2 separate regions of the Mus musculus genome follow, and region 2 is linked to region 1. A link is a loop called in an ENCODE intact Hi-C map of the cell type or tissue named here. Cell type or tissue: heart. All regions are shown on one strand. Links, peaks and the distances in the headings refer to the core of each region. The heading gives the core; the rest is flanking DNA. Region 1 has its middle 18 kb from the start of Gm35317. Region 2 overlaps Ttn (titin).

What was found. Peaks named below come from ENCODE experiments on the same cell type or tissue, not always from the same donor. Only the 100,000 strongest peaks of a DNase experiment are listed, where the experiment ranks them.
Region 2: it touches region 1 in a loop (9-fold over the local background); 24 of 42 quality-filtered maps call a loop at or near these places.

What each region holds. Positions count from the first base shown.
Region 1 is chr2:77,337,108-77,347,000 of GRCm38, forward strand. No RefSeq gene overlaps it. Among named protein-coding and RNA genes, the nearest start is that of Gm35317, 18 kb to the left of the region's middle. In heart, for the core only: CTCF peaks have their summits at 5,040 (motif pointing left) and 6,810 (motif pointing right); DNase peaks (open chromatin) are centred at 5,014 and 7,134.
Region 2 is chr2:76,962,954-76,972,846 of GRCm38, forward strand. It overlaps Ttn (titin), which reads right to left. Exons shown (of 313, transcript NM_011652.3): 7 at 6,668-6,998; 8 at 6,187-6,339; 9 at 5,443-5,580; 10 at 4,101-4,232; 11 at 2,824-2,961; 12 at 2,138-2,275; 13 at 1,522-1,659. Among named protein-coding and RNA genes, the nearest start is that of Ttn, 15 kb to the right of the region's middle. In heart, for the core only: CTCF peaks have their summits at 6,172 (motif pointing left) and 7,959; a DNase peak (open chromatin) is centred at 6,188; H3K4me3 peaks cover 364 bases; H3K27ac peaks cover 636 bases.

The DNA of each region.
Region 1 (9,893 bases), core at 982-8,981:
AATATTGATACAGGTTAAATGAATCTGACTAACTCTTAGCTCTGAGAAAATGATACGGATAATTTGAAAATAATTTTATTATATAACAGCTAATGGAAAGAAAATTATAATTAGGTTGTTTTGGGCAGTTGATTTTTTTTTTTTTTTTTGACTTAAACTGTTCCTGATGTCTAAATTCTGAGATGTAGCTAGGTTTAGTAAAGGTCTGCAACATTATCTACCAAACATCCTCACTACTTCCCCTCATTCCCCTATACCCTGCCAGGGTGAACCCAGATCAGGCATGGTAGTCCAGTCACTCGGACTAGTAACTGTCACTAGAACTGTCCTTGGACGCTAAGTGGGAGGAGTCTGCCTCTCTCCTTTGGAAGTGAATTTGAACCATGTGGCCTTAGAGCAGCTGCAACCATCTTGTGATGCCAGATGCCATTCTGGTGTCTCACAGGAAACAGACTCAAAGGATTGCCTTTTAAGAGTTTATGACTTGAAAGAGACTTGTGCCTTCCCCATTCATCAGGATTTTAGCATTTTGAACCCCAAATCCCAGATATGGGTTAGTTTTTGCTATTTGCACCCACAGGCGTTTCAGTGGGTATGAATTAAAGTGCAAGTTGAGTATCTACAAACTTCCCATAGTTCATATGACCTTTCATGAAGGCCAGCCATCATTTAGGCTCTCATTCCAGGGCACTGTTGCACGTCCAACAGGTGTCTAAGTGTTCTGGAAATCTCCAAGCAGGGACTCCTTTGCCAAGGTCCACCCTTGGCTAAGTCATGATCTTGAGGAAGGAATGCTTGAGAGTGGTGAAATAAATGACTTGAAGTAAAATCAAGGGTCCAAGCCAACAGCTTATCTCAGTCAGTCTGCTTACACAGCTTTCTTGTTATTCTAAAACTTCTCTGAATAGCTCAACATTTGCATATCAAAAGCCCAGTCTTTTTATTTATACATTAATTCAGCCACTACCCCACGTTCCCTTTTGATTATCCCATGAATCAGCATCCTGTGACTCCAGAAAGAGACCAAAAACACCTGAAATTACCATTCCTACCTTGCCTGGGTCTTGATCTCAACTCCTTCTGTCCCAGGATGACCTTGAACTCAGGAATCTACCTGCCTTTGTAAGCATAGCTGGGTGGGATCTTGCCCTGCAATCACCACTCCCATAATCTCTTTATCTCCTTCCTTAACATCATCCTGACAAGATTGTGCGGCTGCCTCTGATACTTTAGATCTGTGATGATCCTTATACAATCCATAGGGCATCCTGATATTTTGGATAGTTGAGAAATTATCTATTTTTGAACTCATGTTTTCAGTGTTCTTTCCCACAGTCGTAAGGGCTGTCCTTAAGTCACAGCCTTTACCATTTTGCTGAGACATAGACACACATTCGCCTCCCAGACTCGTGTTATCTCTGATTATCACGGAGTCATTAACCTTGTCAGAGAGGAAGAACATAAAGTAATATATATCTATTTTCTTTCTTTCTTTCTTTCTTTCTTTCTTTCTTTCTTTCTTTCTTTCTTTCTTTCTTTCTTCCTTCCTTCCTTCCTTCCTCCCTCCCTCCCTCCCTCCCTCCCTCCCTCCCTCCCTCCCTCCCTCCCTCCCTCCCTCTCTCTCTCTCTCTTTCTTTCTTTCTTTCTTTCTTTCTTTCTTTCTTTCTCTCTTCCTTTCTTTCTTTCTTATCCATCCACACACAAACAAGCCTTACGCCCACAGCAACAATGGTCACTGGTGGAGGCCCACGCCCTGCTGGCCCTGCTCCAGAGGTGGGAACCACATCACACCATCCCTTACACATGGACAAGCAGAACCCAGCACCCCTTTTCCTAACTTTCATCACTGTTTCTTTTATGCTCAATCCACCCTCACATCCATCTGAGTCATCTCTTTCTTCCTGTGTTTAGCTCCAGGATGACAACTCAGTCATTTCTGGAACAATGACATACAACTCCAACCGAGATTCTCCCAATAAACAACAACATTCTCTACACCCACGAAAGAGAGCCTTAGAAGGGACGTGCTTCTCCACTTCCTTGTTTTAACAGTCACCTCCCATGACTCCACACTCCCCAAACACCAACCCAGTTTGGGACCTTTTCCTACCTAACCATGAATCCATTAAAATATTTTCCCAAAGAAATGGGCAGGTTTTTTTTTTCCAATAATGTTGTGATCATCTCCATGATTATAGAAGTCATTTCTATTTCCTGTGCCTCATTACATATTTAAATACTAAGCCAGGGATTTAAGGTTGTAAATTTTTTCTAATGCTTTGTTCCCTTTAAATAATAATAAATAGAATTTAGGAAAACTAGCAGAATACAAGCTCATTGTGTGGGCAAACACTTACAGCATAGTACATCGTGAACTGAGTACTTAGGAGTTGAAGAAGTATTGCCTGACATTCAGAATGAAAGGTAGCAAAACACATTTTTTATTTTGCTGAAGTCTTTCTGCATGTATAATTTAGCAGATACAATTCATCTCATACTTTTTTATTATTTTTTCATTAAGAAAGACTTTGGTTAAATCTCCCCAACTTATCAAAAATGCCTTTATCTAATTTATTTTCGTACTTCATCAGTGAAGGGTTAGGTTAGTAAGCATCGTGGGGGAGGGCATTTGAGTCTTGGAGAGTGGTATCATGATCAATATTATGCTTTAATTAAGTCACATTGACATTCATAATAGGTCTCAATCTGGCTAATAAGAATGAATATTTTCTTGGATAAAGAGCAATGCAAATTACAGACAGTGATCAACTGCTCGTACTTAGTTTGAGCTCTTCAGCCGGAGTGGGTCGTACTCTATGGGGAAATTATAGAACTCATTATGAAGAATGATGATGCTCTGAGAAAAAGCAGATTTACAATGGAAGGTAATTATAACAGTTGCTGCTAGGCCTAGAAATTTTAGCATCTGAGGCTTTTTGTGGGTGGGCTTGATTTCTACATTGTAAGGTGTGCTTTAAGAGCCGCCATAAGTGAGCGCCCCAAAATAAGTCACGGTGGGACATACAGCACAAAGGGATAGACTCAGCCTGCTTCTGTACATTTAAAATCATTTAATCATTGAAGACCATTTAAATAGTGGGCACAGTTCTGAGCATCAGAGAACCCGTCAGCCCACCTAGCTGAAAGGAAGGCAGCTTCCTTGCCCAACAGCACTTAGCTTGCTCTAGGTCACACAGACAAGAGTCATTTTAGTGTGTCCTGAAGCCTCTCGGCTCACATCTCCATGTGCCCACACCCTGGGTATCCACTGACTCGTTGGTAATGTCTTTTCTTAAGTCCTACTCTTTGCTTCCCCTAGCTCCCCCACCCCCACCCCAGGCACACTACTTCTTGCTTTTCAAATGAACTCTGTCTTGCCTAGGAGTTTTTCTTAGTCAACCTGTGATTAGAAGGTTTGGGGGTTTTGTTTTTGTTTTTCCCTTGTAAGATGTGGAGGAACTGTTACCTTCTCAGCCTACCCGAGAGTCTTTGGCTAATGACTGGCTCTAAGCTCTCTGCTTTCCTCACTCACAACCTCATTATCTTCTCTCTTCTTCTAGAACTTTGAAATAGTCTCTGTTTGGCTGTTATCTGTGTCCTCTTTCTCATTTTATAAATCCCTTCTTCTAGTGTATGGCCAGGTTTATCTTTCTACAGCCCTTGCATCTAGACCGGTGGTTCCCAGCCTTCCTAACTCTGGCCACCTTTCATACAGTTCCTCATGTTGTGGTCACCCCCAATCATAACATTATTTTTGTAGCTATTTCATAACTGTAATTTTGCTACTGTTATGACTTGTAATGTAAATACTGGTGTTTTCTGCTGGTCTGAGGTGACCTCTGTGAAAGTATCGTTCAATCCCAAAGAATCACAACCCACAGGACGAAAACCACCATTCTAGAAAGTACTCACAACATGTGCTGATCGAATAAGAAGGAAGAAATGACTAAAGGGGTGGAAAATGAAAAAATGAAATGAAAAAAAAATCAGGAAAAGTGCACGTTTGAAAAGAAGGGGGATCCAGTCTACAATTGTGTGACATGGAAGCCTTGGTTTCACACTGTCAGTTGCCCTGTGAGGTTTCAAGTGTGGGGTGGAGATCTATCATGGCACCAGAACTCAGAGGGAAACCAGCCAACTGTAAATCCAATTGAGGAGAATGGTGGAGAACCAAAGCACACAGAGGTAGGGGACCTTGTACTTTACACACTTTGGAGAATTCTACTTGCTTTCCATTTAATAGGTCCTTGTACCTATTAATGGGAAAATACTGAAGAATTCTTTAGGGTGGTGACGCCATATCTCAAAGTGTTCAAGTCATTTGGCTGAAACAGCCTATTGATGTTTTAGACAGGAACACGGATGTGCTTTGTCCCTTTCACTTCGATTGTGTGGGAATGTGTATGAGGAGGGGTGTGTGTGTGTGTGTGTGTGTGTGTGTGTTTTGTGTACCGAAATCAATAAAAAGGTTAGGATATGAAATCCTGCTCGCTCACACTAGTGAGCTGTTTCTCCTTTGCACACACACAGCAGACATCAATAGATGGGGACAGACCTCAGAAAGCTCACTAAATACAGCAGGGAGGATCTCACCTGTGTATATGTGAGTCACCAAAGCTGCCAAAGTAAAGGACAACGGAAACATAGACACAGTGACTCAGCAAACAGCTTCCCTGCCTCCGAATGACTCGTTCATGCAGCCAATTACTGCACACCGGTTCCTCAAAACCACTTTGTGGGTGTTGGAAATCCCGAATAGCACAAGTGATGCTATCAGAGAAGGCATTTGGATTCAAATCCAAGCACTGTAGCTGTAGAATCCATACCCAAATACACTTCTCCAAATGTAGAGACTTGTCAGCCCTATTCCCAAATGGAGAAGAACGCTGCTTTCATCCCAGTTCAGTCTGACTCAGTACTTACAAAGTATCCCTCCAGGGAAACAGATTCCTACCCCAGAGCTCGCTTCTCGAATCGTCACCCTGGTGTTGATACTGCCCTCTGCCGACCACTCTTGGGGGAGCAAGGGCCTAAGCAGGAGTGACTAGGTGCTGTTTCAGTTTCATAGTTGCTGACACACTGCCCTCTGGTGGCTCCTAGAATAATTGCCCTCGGTCCTGGCTTCTGGATTATCAAATTAAAAGTCTGCAACTGCTCTTCTCCCAGGGAAATGCTTTTCAGAACTATTGTTTTCCCAACACTCTCACATTGTTTATGTATATGTACGCTGATATAGATTACTAACATAATGCTCTTCTCCAAACTTGTTCTATTAACCAACTTTCTTTTCGTTAACTAGACTTGTTTTTAAAGGGATTTCAAATGGGAAGACCAAAGCTACAAAGCAGCTGTAAAATTAAATCAAAGGAAGACACACCAGGACGGGGAAGTTCAGACAGCTGCCCTTCAAAGCTCCCAACTTAAGACTCACTCTGTAATTGTTACAGGGAGATTAGCTGGTGTTAGAGTGTGTTAAAGACTTGGCAGTAAACTGGCTTTTGCTTGGATGGTATCTGGAGGATTGGGGAGTGCTGAGCGGAGATTAACTGCTATGTACTTCACTGCTACTTAATGCAGTGGGTATGCAGGGCTTAAGCAATCTCTTGAGGGACCTGCTGCAGGTGGCAAAGCACTTTGATTTTTTTTCTGCCTATGCAGTCTCTACATGAGAAGTGATTTTTTGGGGGGGGGGGTGGGATCTAAGCCAATTACTGCCAAAATAGGACGAGCCAAGGTGGCCAGTGAACATTCAATGTCGTGGACTCTGAAATCAGGCAGCCCTGGTTTATTTCTGGGCAAATTCATTACCAAGCTCCCAGCTTCATCTAAAATTTCCACTTCCAGTAAGCTTAGCCCCACTCATACAGTCAGACATGTAACTGAGATTGAAGGTATAAAGGCTTGAAGCGGGAGTGGATCAATTCTGCTTCCCTTTAAATGATTAATAAAGTCAATTCCGAAATTCCAGCTTCCAGCGACTGTCTCGGGTTGGGTACTCTTGAAGCCAGGGTGGGCCAATGAAATACAAGAACTCCTAGATACTGGTGTGGGAAATAATCTCAGGGCAGTGGCCTTTCCCACAGACATGCGAAATGCGTGTGAGGGTTGTCAGCTGTAGTCACCTTACATGGGAGAGATGGAAGGGAGAGTGACTAAGGACAGAGTTGAGAGAAGGAACCCTGGTTCCCAACACTGTTCTTTGATAAGGCAAGCCTCCCTCAAGCCATCCCCCTATCGAACAAAGAGCGTTCCTCTTTCTTATGCTGGTGGTGCAAATCTGGTTTGCAGAACTTGGAATCCATCACATGCCAGCGGACACAACATAGCATAAAACAGGCATGAGCTGTGAGTTTTTTTTCCTTTAAAAAAAAAAAAAGAACAAAATCTAACTGGAGAACCACATAGTGGTTCATAGAAGTATTAAATATCAGTTGGGCGTGCTGGTTCAGACAGTAGTACTGTAGCCCCAGTGTATGGGAGGTTGAAACAGGGAACCAAGTCTGGGGGGTCAGCCTGGGCTACATGGTGAAACCTGTTTATAAGAGAACACATAAATAAGTAATTAAATTTTAGCGCATTTCAATGCGTGTAAGGAAGAGCAAAAGCCGTACTTTGATACTCAGTGAGAGCCTGCTCTGAGCCAGGCATCATCCTCTCTTTTATGTACAGCATCTTACAAATGTTCTAACATGGCAAGTAGGTGTTGTGTCTAAGGTAAGTTAGAGCTACGGGATGTGTTTTCTTTTACTTTTGTGTAAGTGAGTTGTTTTGCCTGCATGTTTTACGGCTGTGCATCGTGTGCATGCAATGCCCTCAGAGGCCAGAAGAGGGAGGCAGATACAATCAGAACTGGAGTCATAGACCGTTGTGTGCTGCCATGTGGTTGCTGGGAATTGAACCTGCATCCTCTGGATGCTGAGTCCATCTCTCCAGCTCCAGAGCTAAGGAAATGTAAGGCTCAGCTCAGGTAGTTGGTACCTGCGGGGCAGTGGGTGTGGGGGAATAAAGGGAGTGGGAGAAAACCTGCGACCCACCAGAGTTCCAGTGCTCTGGGCGGGTGGACGTGGGAGGACCGCCACATGCTTTCCACACAGCCCCGGGTGGGTGTCTGGCTGTGGGGACACCGCTGGACACTGCCAAAGAACTGAGACCAGAATGGGGACCCCGGGGGTGGCTTGGTCATTCCCAGGGCTGAAGGGAGGAGAGGGCAGGGGGAGAGGGGGCACTAGATGGTTCTCACATGGGTGAGAGTCCTTGGTCCGGTCCATGGCTGGAGCGCAGGAAGGCCTTCCAGCCGGTGGTTAGACGAGGCTCTTTAGGAGAAAGCCTATTTCATCGTTCAAGCATGGCAGGCCTTGATGAGCAGAGACAGTCTATGGTTTTAGAGCTTTACTGTAGAAAGGCAGGGAGAAAGAGAAAAGGTAAAAGAGAGAGGCCAGCCATGGAGAGATGGGGGAAGGGAGAGAGAGAAAGAGGGAGGGCTAGAGATGAAAGTAAGAAAGGTGAAAGCTTAAAAAGAGTGAGGAGGGGGCCAAGCAGCTCCTTTTATAGTGGGCTGGGCTACCTTGCTGTTGCCAGGTAACTGTGGGGAGGAGCATACCTGGCTATGGTCAGGTAACTGAGGGAGTGGAGCCAGAACACAAGGAGATTGGGGCTTTATCAGCATGACTGATAGTTACAGAATTATGGCTCTGTGGTATCAGGCACCCGTCTCTGGGAATGTGGCTCACTGTTCCGTCCTTTGTAGAGTTTTCTACTGAGTCTCTACTGGGTCTCCGGAGCAAGCCTCATTCAGCCGAAACAGGCTGCCTTTCACAGCCCCACAGGTGCCTGCTCAGTTTTACAATGAGTGCTGGTAAGTGTGACTCTAGGTTTTGCACAGTAGCTGAGAATTAGAAAGTTACTGTAGAAACTGTCGAACAGCATCTTGTCTTCCTCCCTCCCTCCCTCCCTCCCTCCCTCCCTCCCTCCCTCCCTCCCTCCCTCCCTCCCTCCCTCCCTCCCTCCTTCCTTCCTTCCTTCCTTCCTTCCTTCCTTCCTTCCTTTCCCCTCTCACTCTCATTCTTTCTTTCCCCTAAACTCCCTGGTAAGTTCTTGCTATGTACCCTGAGGTAGCCATGAGCTAGCACTTAACAAAAGATTGCCAAAAGATTGCCAGGATTGCAGGCATTGGCTAGTGTGTCGAGCTGTGGAAAGTATTTGCATTCTAATAGACTAGGCTGATGTTCTTACTATAGTGGAATAATCTTAGATAAATTATATAATTTCCCTGATACCCTCTTTTCTTATTTGAAATATGGGATAATTATATCTTTTCCCCACTATGTTTCGCACCAGAATATATAAAATGATACTTTTATAATCAGACTGTATTCTTTGAACTGCCACTAGCATGGTCAAAGGAGGCCCAAGCTGAGTTTGTGGACACTTTCCTAATGCCATAGTAACACTTTATTTCATAGGAAGCCTCTTTGTGCTTGGGTATGACCAATCCCTCCCTTTCCGGCCATATTTATATTTAATTCTTGTTGATTCTGCAGAAGCTGCCGCCACCATACATTTTAAAGTGTTTGTCTTATCAGGGTGCTCCAGCACATACTGTTGTTACGCATCACTCTTTTACTTTAAAAAGTTGATCTCATTCAATGACCTTTGAGAGACATCAAATGTAAAGTTCAAATCCATCCAGACTTCAGTTTGAGCAGCAAATATTTAAAGATCAATAGCCAAAGCAAGGCTTCCAGAAGCTCAGAACATCTCTCCTTTTGTCTCTGTGCTTTTGTATTAAGACATCAGAACAGTATTAGGAGCCATCTTCGTGGACGCCACCTAAGGGGCTTCTGTGCCTCCCCTCTCACACATGAAACCAGATCCTCCCCAAACTCCACGAATGGACTCCATGCTGTGCCTTTCTCTCACCCCCCCCCCCCCCCATCTCCCCAGGTGTGGAGTTCTTGGCTGCTTTCCCGAGCCTTCTGAATTTGCTCCCTGTTGCAAACAGCCTTTCTGCTCCCTTCAGTGAGTCAACATCTCAGATGTCAACTATTATGGAGGGAAAGTTAGCACAGAGCCCAGGGCTGTTTGCAAGCAAGGAAGAGATTAAACTCTGCCCGCAGGGGAGGTCAAGACACCACAGCATAACAAGGATTGAAAATAACAACAACAACAACAAAAAGGCAGCAGATGATGGAAACTCTGGAGGATAAGAGGAGGTAAAGGAAATGGTAGATACCTTTTAGGTACACACTTGGCAGGTTCTGAGAAGCCATGTACAAATTCCACTAACAAAGTGGCCTCAATCCCATGGTCACCTGAAGGTGGTTGGCAGAGACTGCGTTCCTTTGTTCTGGTGTTTAGCCCATCTTTGTTCTGGGGAGCCTATAAATAAAGAGGGTGAATGTAAACTTGAAAATGTCAAGGAGCTGGAGCCTAGCAAACACAGAAGTGGATGCTCATAGTCAGCTATTGGATGGATCACAGGGCCCCCAATGGAGGAGCTAGAGAAAGTACCCAAGGAGCTAAAGGGATCTGCAACCCTATAGGTGGAACAACATTATGAACTAACCAGTACCCGGGAGCTCTTGACTCTAGCTGCATATGTATCAAAAGATAGCCTAGTCGGCCATCAGTGGAAAGAGAGGCCCATTGGACTTGCAAACTTTATATGCCCCAGTACAGGGGAACGCCAGGGCCAAAAAGGGGGAGTGGGTGGGTAGGGGCGTGTGGGGGAGGGTATGGGGGACTTTTGGGATAGCATTGGAAATGTAAATGAGGAAAATACCTAATAAAAAGTATTAAAGAAAAACAAGAAAATGTCAAGGAAGCAGAACAAAGTCCCTTTTGGTGGTTTGAGTAAGAGTGGCCACCATAGGCGCACATATTTGAATGCTTGG
Region 2 (9,893 bases), core at 1,338-9,337, 370 kb before region 1:
TATATCAAAATTCATATATACATTGTGTTTGGTGAAAATGACTGACTAAATGCTGGCGGCTATTCCTATTCCTTACTAGACTTAAGTTTCCTTTTTATTGTCGGATCCCAGATAAGCATGAACATGAATGGGACTAGGAGACCCCAATTCACACCAGTTAGATACTGAGAGGGGTAATTTAAGAAAAGTGTTGTGTGATGTGGTCTTTTATAACTAGAAATGCTAACTATGCCTCTGGAGGTCTCAGGCTGAATCAAATCATCTCTCCCATTTGGTTGGCAAGTGAAGCAACTAAATGGAGCCCTGGGAGCACATGGGTTCATGACCGATGAGAAGTTACATGAGCTGATGACAAGATGAAACAGTGTGTTTCACCGCCACAACATGGGCTTTCATCCCCTCCTCTTGAAAATATATTTGTTCTTCCTTAATGGCTAGTCCTTCTGTAGTCCTTGGGTTTTATTAACAGGGACAAGGAGATTTCCTCAGCCTCCATTCTTCACTGACAATCAGCAATGAAAACAAGACAGACATATTTATGCTAACAGGGACAGAAAGGATAATTAACCATAATTCCTGAGATTTGGCTCGTGTTAAAACTTGTTGCATGAGACTTCTAGGAGACAGATGGGCTATTAAATATTAGTCTTAGATAAAGGTTTGAATCTTATCTTAAATCTTGTCTTAGAGAAAAAACAATTAACAATCTTGTGATAAAAATCAACACTGAGGGAAACACAAAAACAATGCAAAAATGAAAAAAAAAAAAGAAAACCTTAGTGTCCAGTTCCCAATGGAGAATAATAGCTCATTTAGTGGGAGCTATGGTTATGGGAAGTAGTTTAAGCCATAGGATGTGTATAGCTGCGAATAGACATGGTAACCTTTTCGCAGCTTATATGGAACAGTTCTGGTGGGATCTCTCTCTCTCTCTCTAGATTCCTCAGTACTGCATCTTGTGCAGTTACAGTGGAAGCCACTAAACAGGTGCTATAATTTTCTCGCCTCTGGTATTTAGAGGATGAAAAAGATAAAGTTTCACATGAAGAAAATTATACATGATTGAAGTAAATCCTTCCTTAGATTGCAGCATAATACATTGAACACCTGACTCCTCAACACACACACACACACACACACACACACACACACACACACACACACCACTATAAGGCTCCTCACTGCTCATATGCAGTGATTTTTCTTGCTCGTTGAGTCTCTTTGATATTAGCCCACATGCAATTTCAGTCATTAATGTGTGGAGGGTTTCTACATGTTAATAAAAAAAAGTTGAAAATGATAACACCACACCGGAAAAGAAATATGTTGCAATGTTAAGACCAATGAATCATTTTACTTTTTAGTTTCAAATTGTACAATTCTCTGAAAATAAATCTGATTAATAGCGTCTCCTAGACAAAGAGATTGGCGTTTGGGATTAATGTGTTATAATGGAGGTTTTCACAGGAGATTTGGTATTAATAGATTATCGTGGGTTCCACGCTGGAATAACACAGTCACCTGTCCATGGGTAACTTGGATGTGTTCTTGTCTAGTGGCCATGGCTTCTCTAGACCTCAGAACTGTTTCTTGCTCTTTGGCTTTAGCAGTAGCAACTGCTATTGTAGACAAGGCAGTTGTTTCCACTTCCTTTCTCTTCTGATCATTATGGTAAAAGCAAAGTTTAAGTTGTATGGGCTTCTGACATACAGAGTAATGGCCCACCCAGCCCCACAAACACACACACTCCATTCCCCTGCTTGTGGGATGCAACAATAAAATCATCCAGGGTTAAATACTCGCTTAGCAGTATTTGTATAGAATGACTGGGAGTCACAGAATGTAGCAATGTTAGTTGTAAAATAGTCTCTAGATGCTCTCCTATATTGCTTTTAAAAATGAAACTAAAATGCTAATTTCATGCAAATAATAGTGTTGAACAAAATGAATTACAAATGTTATAGGGGGTGTGTGAAAACCAAGCGGTGAGGGAGACACTCATGGCACTCAATCACGTGTTTACTATATTTAGTTATGAACCTCAACAGAAAAACAGATTAATAATTCATACTATGTAATAGTTAATGGTTTACTAGACATTAGCTTAAAGATGAACTTTTCACATGTGTTAATTCACCTTTTCCTGAGTTATTTGAACTTGATCTCTTTTGGTAGTGATGGCTTCTCTACTTCTTGATACTAAATCTTGCTCTTTAATCTTGGGCGTGGCAACTATGACTTTGGGTACCACTGTTTTCCTAGTTTCCTTCATCATCTAGTTATATGATTTCAAGAGAAAGGTAAGAAAATGTCAATAAATCTCATGAGTCTCTAATTAAAAAAAAAACAAATTAACTGGGAAAAAAGAGGCAGAGTTTTTCCTATTATCCATAGATATTTCATTAAACATCATTGGATTGTCATGACTATCCATAGTATTTCCTGGCAAAAATACCAACATGGGTACAGCTATAAGGAAAAATGGGATTAGAAAAGAACAACGGAGACATACATATCCCCTCTTTCTGTCACACACTTTACATTATAACCTATGCAGCGTTCTAATAGACACTTAAAACTACATAATTTTGTCTTGAATTCTGGAGTCTGCCTTCACAGGAAGACATTAAGTTGAATTATGATCTATTAGTAGCAATCCAAAGAAAAGCTGAGAGTTAGGAATGAGAGTGAAAGCCAGATGGGTGGTAAGGGGCCGTGAGACTGTGGAGAGAAGAGATGCTTAAGAGCCGTGATGACGTGGATGGCTGCAGGTGACGGTGACGTGATGCACGGGTGACTTTCACACCAGCAGGAAGTCATCACCTGTTCATGAGTGAGGTGCATTTGATCCTGTTGTATGGCAGTCTCTTCTTGAACTCCCACAGCTGCCTCTAGTTTTGTGGACTTGGCGGTGGCAACCACTACCATGGATGCAGCAATTTCCTCAGTTTCCTGTCTTATCTGACATTGTGGAGTAAAATGAAGGTTTGAGTTTAAAGGTCCCATAAGGAACAGTAAGACGGCCAGGCCATATTCAGAATGCGGAAGGCTCAGTGATGAGGTAGAAAATGTCACACCCCCTGTGTCAGAGGTCTAAGTGTGGGCTTACCACCTGCCGCTGCTTTTCTGAGCAATAAACATTGCTGCCAAACTTAATAAATTATGCCAGGACTGAAAAGGTGATCTCTTTGGGCTATGGCTGTTGTTGCTGAATGGCTGAAAACTGAGGTTGGCTGAACTCATCAGTCTGCTATGTTGCAATGGTCACAAAGATTCCTATGCTCCAATCTTGCCTGGCCTGACTCCCAGGCCACACGAAGTCCCTTTTGTCCTGAGGACAAGGTAAGGGAAACCTGGGCAGATGACTATGGTTAGCCTTTTTATAAGTACAATGTTCTCAAAAGAAAGTAGCTCTTAGATCAGACAGGAGCTCTGAGGACAGCATGGGTCAAAGAATTCAAAATAAAAGCTCCTGTCCCTTCAAGCTTGGTGACAGAGGGAAGAAAAGTAGTCTTCAGTGACATCAATCTCATATATATATATATATATACACACATTCATTGCATATACATGTGTTTATATACATATATATCATACATAGGCTATGTCTTCCTATATCCTATATGTTTACTTCAGTGTTTATCACCCAGGAATTATGGGTGCTGTCTTCTCTAATGGGCAACTGCTGCTTAGTTAAAGTGCTTGGGGCTAAGGTGTGTGCATGTGTGTCAGCAGGTGAGCATAGATAGGTATGTGTCTTACAACTGCACAATGGCTAAATGTCCCAATCTGAGTGACGGAGGACTCAGGTTACATGTGCAAAACTGATGTGCTAGTGGCTAGTGGCAGAAGTGCGGTGCACCTTCTGTTTATGTCTGATCTGAAGTTCTAGGATAACCTCCAAAACTGTTCGAGCACAGTTTACGTGCACTGCTCACGTGGACACAGAACAGTGAACACAAAAGAGTTCTAACCCTGGACACTGGTCAACAGTAGGAGGAAGAGACACGAAAGAGAGTCTGGTCTGAAGCTCTGGGTATAATGTACACACAGCTGATGACTGGAAATGAGCCATTTGTAAGGATCAAAGCCAGACTTACTGTTTCTTGAGTTATTCGCTTTTGCTCTTGTTTTGTAGTAATTTCTCCCGTGATTCTAGTTTCTTGCTCTTTGGCTTTGGTTGCGGAGATCACTACCTTTGGTACAAATGCTTTTTCAGTTTCTTTTCTTATCTGCAATCAATGAATAAAAACAGGACCTTATTGTTTCCAAATCTACAATGGGGCTAACCCAGCATCAGATCCAACAAAGTAGGAAATCGAGAGAGTGAACCTCCCTTTCTGATATCGTTAATTAAATCTTCACATCTTAATTAATACGAGCACATTTGTTTGCTCTCTGAACCATGCATTAGTCTCTTTAGGGGAAATGGAATGTCGGACTCAGGACTGCTTGTTTTACAGACAGTGGCTACCTACCTTAGCAAGATTTGTGCCTTCTATAGGTGGTCATATGGTAATTTAATTAGGTGCTAATTCTATCAGCCAAAAGTAATCTTACACCTCAGAATATTACTACGGAAGTCTCAAGGAGTAATTTTGCCTGGCTCCTTACTTTAATGTGAAAATCCAAGCATAATTTACAGTCTGCCTTCCTACTCTATTTTGTCTTTTTTTTTTTTAAACATACAATAATGGTTTTGAATATCAAGGCTTGTCTAAAATGGAGACACAATTTTGGTTACTATCTTGGTCAATGTATTGCTCCAATCCTGAGCCATGGAAGGATGTTTCACTTCCATTTGATGTCTAAAGAGTAAGTCCTTCCCATCCTTGGGTATCTTATCACTGAACCTCAGGACCACAGGGCAGAAAGGGACTTGAAAATTAATTTTCTCAAATTATCCTATAATCAACTGTCTCCCCTGACCAACAGTTCTACCAACAGGCCTTCTCCCATCTGTCCACAAGTGCTTTTTAGTCCAACCTCTCACTATTCAACCTACTACATGTAGGTATGTATGTCATACATCCTATATGAAACCCATGTGCTAATGTCCAAGGGGTCAGGAAGCGGCACCAAGCTTTTAATGTAGCATATTCTGTTTTCCCTTACATTCTTGCCTGTTTCATCCACAACACCTGCATCATCTTTCCGTTCTCACTCTGCCTGTTCCCTATCCATAGCCACACATTTAACCTATAATCAGTGTAAATGATTTACACTATATATATATGTTAGATGAGATGAATCCTCATTTTATTTCCAGTAGGAATACTTAGTGACTCTAAGGGGCACTGGTGTCAAGTGCTCAGGAATAGACATACATGAGAGGAGGATGCTATTTGTGTGAAACTAGACACGTGGCCCTAGAATTAACCTGCTTCACAGTAAAAGGTCATCTTAGGTGTTGGCACATTTGCAAATCAAAGTTCACCCCACCTGCTCATGAGATATGTGAGTCTGCTCTTGCGTTGTCACCATCACTTCTCTGGTTCGTGATTTTAGTTCCTGTTCCTTGGCTTTATCGGCAGCAACTACAACCTTGGTTACTGCGGTCTTCTCCGCCTCTTTTCTCGCCTGATTTTCATTGACAAAAGAAAGGAGCCATTTCAGTCCACACCACTTGGAAGTGTACGCTGCTACATCAGGACCAAGCGGTAACAATCAACCCACAGGACAGGGAGGAGAGTGAGAGAGCTTTTAGACTAACAGAGCCTGTTTACACATGAGGTGGCCTTGCATTTATATTGCTTTGCAGCCGAGAATCAAAATGTCACATTTGTTTTGAGGAAAGTAAAAGCCGTGGTCCTTCCGGGAACTTAGAGAAATCTAATGCCAACCCTTGAAAATGTAGCTTCCACAACTAGCTATGGAAATCTGCACTCAGATTTGACCTGCCTTTTGTTTCATGTCTGCCAGGCTCCCACAGTCCCTGGATGCCTTGAAAACAGTAGTTAACTTTTGCTCGCCTCACACAGCCCAGGTATTTCTTCTGACCCGGTCTGCTCCTGTGATATTTACAGCTTAAACACATTTGATATTTCTAGCTTCCTCGGGAAGCTTTTAAAGCCTGGGCCACTGCCTTCAGCACTGTGTGGTTCAGCAGGGGATTTGTATGTCCAATTACTAAGAGCAGAGTTGAGCCGGGGCCGTTCTAGCACCCCCTGGTGGCTTTGTGCTTACCTGTTCTTGAGCAGGTTGTATATGCACAGCAGTCGTGGTTGTCCTCTGAGCAGTTTGCTCTACAGCACTGATGGCTGGTTCTCTCACTCTGGCCATATCAACAGCAGCAACGACAGTCGCAACAGCTGCACTCTTGTCTGTCTCTTGTTTCACCTGTATCAACAAGTACAATGCTTTCTAAAACAACACCCATGGTAGAAAAGTTACAAACCCTTAATGACCAGGAAGAGCAAAATATATGCATATGTAATTTACCTATCATTGCCCAGAAAGACAAGGCCAGCACCATTAAAATTCATACATTATGCCAGCCTCACAGATTAGTCTTTGACTCAAAAAAGATGCTTTGATAAAGGACAACCATATTGATTGTAGTTTTAGGCTCCTATGCATTTCCTCTCTAACCTGTGCAGTCCATGCCTGAAACTGGATCAGAGGAACCAGAAGATGAAATGGAGAAAGGAAAGGGTTCTGACGGTACCTCCTTAGTCCCAGTGGTGATGGCTCCTGCCGTGAATGACGAGCTGACCGACGCACTGGCCGCAGCAGCCGCGGCTCCACTGATGGTCACTTGCTCCTGGACCCCGTATCTCCCTTCCCACCTCTCTTCTCTTCTGATCTGGGTAGAGCTTGTCATTGTCGTCTCTCTCATCTCAGCCTCAGTCGAGGAGGCCACGTAGCCCTCTTGCTTCCAAGGGGGAGGCACCTCGGGGCCTGTGGCCATGGTGGTGGTCTGAGTCTTGCGAATGAGCAGTGGCGACTTCACGGATCTGATCGGGGAAGTGGAGATCCTCCCCGCTGGAGACACGGACCTGGAAACCCAGCGGCAGAGGTCAGAGCGTGGGGCAAGGCACCCCAGCAGGTGTGGTGCGGATTAGATGGTGGAATGGAAATTTGGCAGCACTTTAAGGTGCGGCGTTAAAATGTGAGTTTCCATAACCTATCTCGAGGGTACATCACGAACCTGAAGCCAATTTGTTTTAAATATCAATAAGCCCCACATTTACTTAATTCTAAGTAAGCTAAAGATCTGTGTGCCCCATCTCATTTTCAGGCATGGTGGGGGGGAGGAGAGACAGTAAAAGTAACTCCCTTAAAACATCGCCACAGAAAGGACAGTGTGTTCCCAGCTTCAGTTGGGCATGAGAGACTATTTTGTGGGTGTTACATGGTTTTAGTAACCGAATGCTTGTGCCATTCTCGACTAAAAATAACCCACACGTCCCCCTCCTTTTGTCCTCCCCACCCTCCCCCTTGTCCCCTTTCCCCTTATCTCTCCACAGTCGAAACCACTTCTGTATCTTGTGAATTTCCAGGTCAGGTGGAAGCTTTCTTGCTGAGCTTTGCAGAATTGTTTTGGGAACTGGCTGAGCTCTGCAGCAGGGGACTGCTGTTCTAGCCCAAAGTGCTTGTGGTTAACTCTTTTTAATTCCTCTGAGTTTATTTCTAACCTCACCGTCCCCTTATTGCACTGGGAACGTCCTTTACATAATATTAGGACTATCTGGCAAATCAGCTACTCTGAAGCCTTTTCATTACATTGATAAAGTATCTTCTTCCAAAATAGTTTTCACTGGTTGCCTTGTGTGTGTGTGTATGCAAAATGCAAATAGGAGCTATCAAAGGCTGTGGGCACTGAACGCTGACAATGGTAGCCCAAAAGCTAGATTGTTATCGTTAGCAATCATACTAAGTACAGATCAGCTATCTGAACATAATAGGTTTTTCAAGATTAATTTTCAATTAATTTGTTTTTCCCTATTTTACCTCTTGGTGGCAGTGTTGCTTTACAAATTCTTCACACGGGGCCATGTTTATCAGTGTATTCCGGCACTTGCTTAGGGTATTTAGTTTACATCAATCATAAATAAAACAATTCTCCCAATTAAGCTGAAGGTCCAGTAATATCTTCTTTAAAATACAGAATAATTTTGCAGAATATTACATCAGCCTATTTCATCAAGAAACATTTAATCATTTTCTTGTGAAAGGCCGTGTGGGGAAAAAAACCCAATTTACATTTTAGGAAAGAAATTGTAATCAAAGCTGAAGGGTGGGCTAACAAATATGGCTCTACCGTAAAAAGAAATTGTCTTGGAAATAAAACAAAGACCAGGTTAGAATGGTGTGGAGTCCACGTCAATGGAAGAAAGGCAGAGAGGCAGAGCTTCCTAGTTTGGACTTGCTTTGTTCTTGCTGTTCCTTACTAAGTGGGTTTAATTAAGAAAGAGCTTGCGACATGATTAGCATTATGTGAGTGATTAACAGCGGGCTTCAGGTAAGCCCATAACTGTGAAAATCAATGTAATTTGAGCCATTACCAGAAAGTGCTTATTTTTGCACTTACAATAAAAAAAAATAATCACTCGGTCACAGCTAGCGACAATGCGCCTCGTCCAGTGAAATATGCTTGCTTTATCTACAACAAGAATCAAAATTAAGCCGTGGAACATTTTAGGAAGGAGTCGATCCGGGAAAACCATTATTTTCTTCACAAGCTGGCATTTATATTTTGTAATTATTTTAAAGCAAAATTTGCAGACTAAGTCACCGAATCCCTACTAATAGACTCCCAGAAGGCTAAGATGTCTACTGTGCTCCTTGGCGGTCAGGAAATGTCTGTAATTCTAAATGACCCTCGCATTGAGTATGAGATACAAGAAAGCTGTTACCTCCCAGCGATTACATTTGGCCTGTGTTGTGAGTGATTTCATGGTATACAAACCAGTACACAGCCCGAAAGTAAACACATTAAAAAAAAATGATAGGTATCTTTTTAAAACTGAGCTTTGGTTAAGATTTTGTGTTAGTTCTGGCCAAATTATCTTCAATTATTTTTAAGTGACCAAAACAAAAAATTAGAAGACACTTAGCATGTTATGGTACGTTTTTGAGCATTCACATCATTCCCCACATTTTAAAATTTGTACTGCATGATTCTTTGTTCCATCAGAAATTAGTTGGTGGACTCCTAAATACATCTGGTAGTCGGCATTGTCCCTATTTTCTGTTCTTTGTTACAAGTCCCTCCTATGTCGCCCTCCAGTACTGCCTGTGTGTAGATGGCTTACAAGGTCTTGTTCAGTTAACCCTGCAGCCTGGCCAGCCTGCAGCCTGTTTCTGGTCTGGCATTGTTCACATTGTAGCTAGTTGATGTTCTCTGTGAGAAGGCAGCAACAATGACTCGTCTTCAGAAAGGAGCATGGCTTTTTTTTTTCTCCCTCACATAAATGTACTATTCAGTCAGACAATGACCTTGCTTTTTGCCATAGAGGTGTCTGAATTTTCGTTGGGGATCTGCAAGCCTATTTTTAAAAGCTCTCCCCTATAAACATTTCCTCTAACTTTTTCGTTTTTAGCAAGTGCTTAATTCATTTATTTGTGTGCACGTGTGTCTGTGTGTGTCTCCGTGAGTGTGTGTGTGTGTGTGTGTGTGTGTGTGCGCGCGCGCGCAGGTATGTAGAGGTTAGGGAGTCAGTTCTTTCTGTCCACCAGTGAGGTGCCAAGGATTGACCGCAGCTTGGTGGTGAGCGCCACTGCCCACCAAAACATCTTGCTGGCCTCCCTTTAGTTTTTTAACCTTAATCAAGATACCACTTACTCTGTAAATCGTGAGGCTGAGCCTGGCTTTGCCTTCTTCCTTACAGACACCTAATTAGGCCAGTCTTATTTGTGAAGTAAAATACCCTTCCCCTTGATTAAAAAAC